3 separate regions of the Homo sapiens genome follow, and regions 2 and 3 are each linked to region 1. Evidence: chromatin contacts called from ENCODE Hi-C or POLR2A ChIA-PET data. All regions are on one chromosome and are shown on one strand. Each heading gives the region's core, a stretch centred on a gene start or an enhancer-like site at or near the end of the contact. The rest is flanking DNA. Distances are from core to core; before and after follow the strand shown.

The links. Hi-C counts contacts between places; a loop is a spot of excess contacts on that map. ChIA-PET counts read pairs that join two places held with the same protein, here RNA polymerase II (POLR2A). Pooled maps may share reads with other maps.
Region 2: a loop to region 1 is called in a pooled map, with 2.6 times the contacts of the local background. The contact joins the promoter of HRH4 here to the promoter of TTC39C in region 1. A Hi-C loop is called at or near these places in 1 of 50 pooled maps. POLR2A ChIA-PET finds 5 or more read pairs at or near these places in 2 of 52 experiments (activated CD4-positive, alpha-beta T cell and activated CD8-positive, alpha-beta T cell).
Region 3: a loop to region 1 is called in a map of OCI-LY7, with 7 times the contacts of the local background. The contact joins the enhancer-like site here to the promoter of TTC39C in region 1. A Hi-C loop is called at or near these places in 1 of 168 maps with a recorded cell type or tissue (OCI-LY7), 7 of 37 single-sample maps with no recorded cell type and 6 of 50 pooled maps.

The regions. Positions count from the first base shown.
Region 1 is chr18:24,013,269-24,016,011 of GRCh38, forward strand. TTC39C (tetratricopeptide repeat domain 39C) reads left to right here and starts at 1,486. Exons shown (of 14, transcript NM_001135993.2): 1 at 1,486-1,770. The coding sequence starts at 1,604. TTC39C-AS1 (TTC39C antisense RNA 1) reads right to left here and starts at 2,192. Exons shown (of 6, transcript NR_110796.1): 1 at 2,036-2,192. RefSeq lists silencers at 723-1,642, 1,723-1,902.
Region 2 is chr18:24,459,385-24,462,084 of GRCh38, forward strand. It overlaps HRH4 (histamine receptor H4), which reads left to right and starts at 1,253. Exons shown (of 3, transcript NM_021624.4): 1 at 1,253-1,537. The coding sequence starts at 1,345.
Region 3 is chr18:24,491,418-24,494,244 of GRCh38, forward strand. No RefSeq gene overlaps it. Among named protein-coding and RNA genes, the nearest start is that of HRH4, 32 kb to the left of the region's middle. RefSeq lists a silencer at 564-623 and an enhancer at 804-973. Within about 2 kb of position 1,279, at least 2 of the 41 ENCODE cell types and tissues checked have a DNase peak (open chromatin) inside an H3K27ac peak, as active enhancers do; they include OCI-LY7, where a contact is called at or near this core.

The DNA.
Region 1 (2,743 bases), core at 236-2,735:
TGTGGTTCCAGATGTACTCAAGAATTAGCATGGCTTTGCAACAGTTACACATGACACTTAAGGAGTGGCAGTAATTCTTATTACTCTAAAATTTCTATTTATAAAAGTTGAAAATCCTGTATGGATTTAGATATTCTTATAAGGGATGGTACAATTTACAAAATAAGTAAAAGCAACTTACATGACAAAATTATTTTGCATTTTTCTGTAATAACTTATTATATTGGTCCCATGATAATGGATGACATAATGTTTAAAATTCAGGAGTTATTTCTAAACCTGAGGATTGCTTTCATTTAAAAAAAATTCTGTTATAAATGTTTCAGCAAAGTTTCTTCAAGTTGAAATTAATAAACTACACTCTAAAAACGACAGCGACTCAAGGAAGGTTGTCCAATTTGGCATTAGAGCATAATCTTGATTGCAACACTACATTAAGGGATTTTGCTAAATTAGAGAAAAATAAATTTGTGGAAAAAACATAAAGATGATTTATGAATTGCTTGTCTCTAGAATATTAGGCATCCAGATATCACCAGCCCATCATCAGAACAGTGAGACTTCTGTGATAATGGTTAAATTCAGTCACTTTTGATGTTTTGCTGACATTTGGTCATATGAACGCCAAAGCTTTGCAAGAATAATTGGCAGTGTGAGAATAGAACACACTTTGGCAGCTGAATTTATAACTTTTAAATATTTGGGCACATGGCATATAGGCCTCCATTTCTCCTCCTGCCCCACTGCGCAAATGTTGGTGGCGGGCTGGAGTGGGTGGTACCGGGATCCGAGGGGCTCTGCCTTGCAGTCCCGCAGCGCGGGGCTCCGGGGAGCTGCGGGGCAGGTGCCAGAGACCCCGCCCCCGCCGCCCACCTCCTCGGGAATTGGCTGCCCTGGTCCTAGGGGGCGGCCCCAGGGTCGGGATGAAGTCTGGGGTCGCGGGCGCGGGCTGCGTGGGGTTTCAGTTACTCGTGGAGTTTCAGTTACTCGTGGACAAAGCGCCGCGCGCTAGCATAGCGGCCCGGGCGGAGTTCCCCTTCCCTTTCCCTTTCCTTCCACATCCGCACGCTCGTTCTCCCTCCGCGCCTTGCCCTCCTCCCGACTCCTGGGTCCGGCCCCTTCGGGGGAGGGTGGGGCGCTCGGGTCTCCGGGTCTCGCGTGCGTGTGTCCGAGCAGTCCTGGGCGGTGGGCGAAGGCGCGGCTTGGGGACCCGGGAGGGGCCGGGGCGCGGGGGCTGCAGGAAGTGGAGGCGGCCGCCGCTCGGGGACCGGCTTGGCGGGGTGAGAGACACCCGGAAACGGATTCCGCTTCGGGGCCCGCGCGAGTTGGGTGCTTCGGAGGGCGCGAGAGGAGCGGGCGGGTGCTGCTGAGTAATCCCCGCGGCGGCGGCCGGACGCCCACCTCCCACGCCGCGCCGCAGCCGGGCCGCGGCTCCTCCCTCCGCGGTCCTTCCCTCCTCTTCCCTCCCGTCTTCTCCCCTCCCCTCCCCTCCCCTCCCGGCTCCGCTTGGCTCCGGGCAGGTAGAGCCGGGCTCCGGGCGCGCGCGGGGCCGCAGCAGCTGCTCCCGATCTCGCCTCGGCCCAGCGCAGGGCCTCGCACGCCCATGGCCGGCTCGGAGCAGCAGCGGCCGCGGCGGCGGGACGACGGAGACTCGGACGCGGCAGCGGCGGCGGCGGCGCCCCTGCAGGACGCGGAGCTGGCCCTGGCCGGCATCAACATGCTGCTCAACAACGGCTTCAGGGAGTCGGACCAGCTTTTCAAACAATACAGGTGACCCACGCGTCCCCGATTCCCCAACCCTGCAGCGCGCACCTCGTGTCCGGCTCACGCGCCTCGACCTGCGGCCCCCGGGAGCCCCCTCCCCCTCCTGTCGGTCACCGATTCCGGTCCTCAGGTCTCCTCCCTGGCAAGATCAGCCAGAGGGAATGCGCCTCTGCCACATCTCCTCGTCCACCCCCTACCCCCGGCTCCGTTGTCCTTTCCCTCCCGGGACCCGCCGCGCGCCCGCCCCGCGCGCCCGCAGTCCCCCTCTCACTTTCTCCCAGCCTCGCCCTCCCACAGACGTGCCCGGTGCCGGTAGGCTCCTCTCTGCAGGGCAGCTGGCTTTGGGACCGGATGAGATTTGAGGCAGCAGCGAGCCTGGGACCCGGGCTTGTCGTGACTCTGGCTCGCGTGCTGCCCCGGCAGCCTTTGTGACACGGAGCCCTCCGGCTGCCTGCTCCTCGCGCCTCGCATGGCTCTGCAACATTGTGCAATTCCAGACGCTTTTATTGTTTGAAAACAGATACGCACAATTGCTTTGCCGTGCAGGAATTTAAAAATTTCAGCTCAACTCTGCCCACTCATCTCTCTGCCTTGTCTTCTGCAAACTCAGTCCTCAAAATGAGTTCCTGATGTCTTTCAAGCAGGCGTTATTTATTAAGAATTTTTCCAACGTAAATAAAGGAAGGAAGAAAATGGAGGGATTTTTAAAAAGTATGAGAATGGTAGGAAAACACGTGTGTTCAGTTAATTTTTTATTTGTCTTTTAAAAAATAAAGCGAAAGAACTGAAACCTGGTAGTTTTCCTGTGGGAGTGGAAGGAACCTTCATTTCTTTGGGGACCTGGAGTGTTTGTTCTCGGGTTGAGGAAGCAAGTTTGTGATTTGCCGTCTGATTGTTGACGAGCCTTAAGGACGTTGATTAGCAGCTTTCCCCAACACGTTTAAGGACCACATGCTTCACGCTATGGAGACCCTGTAGT
Region 2 (2,700 bases), core at 3-2,502, 450 kb after region 1:
TCAGGGTTGCAATTAAGCTGCTTGGAAACAGTTTGATCCTTTCAGGTTTTGCTTTTAAGATTTGCTAGGAAGAACCCAAGAAATATTTAGTATAGGGCTAATTATTCCTGACTACTGAGGCAAGACCCTTCTGAATGTACTGCCCAACGTCCCATGAATTAGGAACTTTTTCCATTTGGCTAATGGGAGCAGGCACTATAACCAGCCCTCTGTGAGCATTGGGTACTATTGCCTCTAATATTTTCGAGTGGTTCTTTTTCTTGCCTAAAAACAGTTCCTCCACAAGTGCTAATCAGTACTCTGGTGAATACTTGAAGGGGGTCCTCTGCAGATCTCTGGAGTTCTGCTCAGTGTGGCTCTGCAGTTCAGAATCCTCTCTGGTACTCCTGTACTCTCAACTCCATTTCCTCATCCCAGGGAGTCTCCTGGGCTCTGCCTGGATTTCCCCTCTCTGCCCATGCCCTGGGAACTCTCAAGATAGTAAGGTGGGGCAACTGCAGACCTCATCCGTTCTCTCAGGGATCACCGTCCTTCCTTGTTAATGACAAGTGCCTTGAAAACCATTGTCTAGTTTTTTGGCTGTTTCAGATGGGATTGTGAAATTCAGCCCCTGTTACTCCATCATGGCCAGATGAGAATATTGAACTGAATCTACACGAGTTTTAAAAATGGCCTGGTGTGGTGGCTCATGCCTATAATCCCAGCATTTTGGGAGGCCGAGGTGGGTGGATCACTTTAGGTCATGAGCTCAAGACCAACCTGGTCAACATGGTGAAACCCCATCTCTACAAGAAATAACAAAAATTAGCTGGGCATGGTGATGAGTGCCTGGAATCCCAGCTACTTGGAAGGCTGAGGCAGGAGAATCGCCTGAACCTGGGAGACAGAGGTTGCAATGAGCCGAGCTCACATCAGTGGCCTCCAGCCTGGGCAACAGAGTAAGACTCCATCTCCAAACAACAACAACAACAACAACAACAACAACAACAACAACAACAATGAACCTTGTGTGAGCCCAATTTATTTCCTGTATAATGATTATATTTTATAGATATTACATGATTTTATTCTAATAATGGAGATGGATGCATCACAGTAAAATGTTTAAGGTAAAACATTTCACTGTTTTTTGGAAATACTTTCTCAGTGTCAGTTAAAGGGAAACTGTTACCACAAGCTTACTTTATCAAGAATCAGGAAGTACTATGAGATCAGCATTAGATTAAAACAGTGTTGTTTTGAGTGGAAGACTACACATTTTAGGTATGTGATTAGAAAACATACTTGTCAGAATTGTCTGGCTGGATTAATTTGCTAATTTGACCTTCTTCATCATTTGATGTGATGCCAGATACTAATAGCACAATCAATTTATCACTAAGCACTCGTGTTACTTTAGCATTTTTTATGTCCTTAGTAGCTTTTGCTATAATGCTAGGAAATGCTTTGGTCATTTTAGCTTTTGTGGTGGACAAAAACCTTAGACATCGAAGTAGTTATTTTTTTCTTAACTTGGCCATCTCTGACTTCTTTGTGGGTAAGTTATATGTCTTTATTTAAGACAGTCTTTTCCGATTTTAATTTATTTCTAAATCCTTAAAATAAGCTTTTGTTATTTCAGGGGACTGTATACAACTGGGGAAAAATAAACACAAAAAGTTTAAGTATTAAATTTTGGAGGGGGCTATATGGCACTGTAAGGGAATGTTATACATATGTAAATCAGTGTGGTAGGGGAATTTTCAGCTGAAAACAGTTTATTTTCTTTTTATAGAATAAAGATAAGTCCAGTATAGCTCCAAAATTTTAATGTAAGAGTTACTTGTTTCTGGTGCTATTTTCCTCATATGTTTAGGCTTATAAGTATTCCTCTTTAAGTAAATATGGTTTTGTTGGTATCACAATGTTGGAGTAATAAGAAATTATGTATATGCTAGTAACCAGTGCAATCAGAAAATAGCGTATTCAGATCAATTAAATAATATGATTAATAGTATTAATTTAATGATATGGCATAGAATTTTGTAAAATATACCCAACTGTAAACTGCCTTGCATATAATATGATATCATAGCATTATATCATCGTTAAGAGACCATAGAAATCAAACCAACTTTCTCTGAAAACACGCACTTTATAATTTTTCACTGCCTGATGCTTCTTATTTTTAAACAATGCTTATCATAATAAGTAGATGTACAGAAATGTCAGCTGATGATACTATTTTACAGGAGTTTCTAGTATAATTTAATCTGGCATATTCAGATTATTTTTGTCTATAACTACATAAAGCTTACATTTATGTTAAAGTGAAATAAACACACAAAATACTTAGTTCATTCCCTGGAATACAGTTGTTACTCAACAAATGTTAGTTCTCTTTTTTTTTTTTTTTTAATTTCTCTGCAGATATGGGTCAACCCCAATCTAGGTCACAAATGTTAGTATAGTATCTAGCCTGTATAATACTGCTAGGTATGCAAGCACTATTAGGTAATCAAGGGATCTATAGAAGATTAGGTTAGTCTCTTCCAGTAAGTTTTTGATGTAGAAGAGTGGACAAGAGATGTTCAGAAATGACTATAGCAGTATAGAGTAACACGAGACCCCACGAAGACCTAAGAAGTGCTATGGTCACTTGGAGGAGGGATAAAGCACGTTTAGTTAGCGAATAGAGGCATTTAACATGAACTTTGAAAG
Region 3 (2,827 bases), core at 29-2,528, 480 kb after region 1:
TATTAATACATATATGTATTTATATATACATATATTAATACATATATGTATTTTATATATACATATATTTATTTATTTAAATACATATATGTATTTTATATATACATATATGTATTTTATATATACATATATGTATTTATTTAAATACATATATTTACATACATTTATGTATTTTAAATACCTCATTAGGTATTTAAAATGCATACAAATATAAAATAAATATAGGTATTTGAAATATATATAAAAATATAAAAAACATATAGGTATCTTAAATACCTAATGAGGTCTGGGATATCTGGGCAATGTCTATTAGCTTAACTAACAGCGTCAGTGATAACCCTTATTACCCATGGTAAGAAGCAAGCGGGTATAACATGGATAATTAGTACGTCCAGAGGAAATGGAGAGGGCATAGAACCCACTCGAGCTTCTATATTCCAATTACTTCCGGGATTGCGTGGATAAATAACATGGCTGTAAACAGGGGAGAGGGGATGAGAATAGTTTAAAACCCATGCATGTAGCTTGACTGATTGGTTCTAGAAGTTACCAGGGCATTGATCAGGGTTAGCGGGGCGCTTGGCTGATTCCTTCTGCAAAGCACATGCTAGTTTTCACACTTGCATGTGAAACGTCTAAAGCCATATCAGAACTGAGACAGGAAATGAAAGGTGATAAAACCACAGCCCCCCACTCCAGCTCCGCTCTGCACAGCTGCTCTGCTTCTTCACACAGGCCGACTTCAATGGAAGCTCGATGCATGCAGAACTGCCCAGGGACCTGGCCTCTTCACCTCATCACATTTTGAGGTGGGCAACACCAGCTTTTGAATCAGGAAGCAATTTGAAAATCAGTCATGTTTGGATCCCTCAGGCCTGGTTTCATCTGATTAATAAGCTCTGCTTTCAAAGCTCCCCCTGGACAGTCTCCCTCCCCAAACCCACTCTCCAAGTGTCTGCAAGCCGACTCCTCGGCTCCCTTTTGAGCAGGTCCAGCAATAGGAATCGGGCAGCCTTACCCAGAAGGACTAGCCCAGCATCGGCTGACCTTGCCAGGAGGAATTTCTCTCTCCAGCTTGAATTTCCTTCCTGCCTAACTTTAGGCCTTTACTGGGGACCACGCTCCCCTTTGACCACCCGGAATAAATCTCCCCTGCATCCCTGACAGCTGCTGATTTGGCTTCTTTCTTATTTTTTTTTTTAATTGAAAGTAAACCTTCAAAGTGGCCCAGCCACCTGAGAAGCTCGGCTGAGCGTGGCAGCTGGGCAGTGAACCTGAAACAGCGGCGCGGCGTTTCACCGGGTCCCCTCCCGCTCAGGGCAGAAATCATGGGGTTTTGTGGGCTGCCAGGGCCGCTTAGCTTTCAATTTAGCTTTTGCATTAGAAAAAGGGAATATGGACATGGGTCAAATGATTGTGGAGTGATTTTGAAAGTAGCTGTGTAACAGGCGAGAGATGGGGGCAGGGGGAGGTTTGATTTGCAGGCAGAATGCAAGTTTATTTATAAGAGAAATCTAGGGGTGTCTTTGTGCTTTCCTGTTAGACTCTTGGAAGCACTTTGAAGAAGGAAATAAAATTTAAAAAACATATTCAAATTTAACAATCAGTCTTGAACACCGGGAAGCGACAATGTACAGGATGGCACAGAGAGGGTCAAGATTGCTAGAATTTTCTTTTAGGGTCTTCTCCTTGTTACCTTGTTATTTTAAGCTGGTCACTTCAACTCTCTATATCTTCCCCCAAACACATTTTATTTTTGTTTTGGAAAGTTTTAAATATTCAGAAAAGTTGAAAAAATAATATAACAAGTTCATATCCACCACCTAGATTCAACAATGGTTAACATTTTTTTCCATATTTGTTTTGTTGTTTTGTTTTTATCTTTATGTGTACACACACACAGACCCCCCCCCCCCGCCCACACACAGACACATTTGCTGAAACATTAGAAAGTAAGTTACAGGCAGCATGACAATTTATCCCTAATTAAATACCCGAGCATGCATTTCCTAATACTAACATTCTCCTAAATAACCCCAATACAATGATCACACCTAAGATAATGAAAAAGAATTCCCTAATAACATCTAATATCCAGGCCATATTAAAACTTCTCCAAGTGATTCAAAACTGTCTCTGATAAGTGTTTTTTGTTTTGAACCAGGAGCCAATCAAGTTTCACCCGTTACATTTGGTTGTTGTCTTTTTAATCTCTTGCTCTCTCATCTCTCATTGAGGCAGAACCTACATACAAGTGTATAACCTTAAACCTGTACCTTGATCAATTTTTACATACTTATGTAAAAATTGTGACCCCTATATGACCACCAACCAGGTTGATATATGGAATATTTTTATTGCCCCTGAAGGTTGCCCCAAGCTGTTTCTCTGTCAATATGACCTCTTCCCCATCCCCTAGAAGGGGCAAGGGTATGAAACAACTGAACCTCCCAGATCCTTTGGCTGAAAGTGCAAATTGGTTGAACCACTTAGGAAAATTGTTGGCAGTATTTAAAACCCTTCAATAGATACTGATTCTATGAACCAGTAATTCGTCTCCTAAGTCTACACCACAGAGTTGCATATGCCATCAAAGACCCGTGCAAGAATGCTTACAACAGCTTTATTCACAATGTCCCCAAGTTGGAAATGTCACAGATATCCATCAACAATAAAATAGATAACTGAATTGTGGCATATGTATATACAAAGAAATGCTACACAGTAACAAAAGGAAAGAGATACTGCATCTTGCAATAGCATAGATGAATCTCAGACATGTTGAGTGAAAGAAGCTTGATACAAGAGCACAGGCTGTATGAATCCT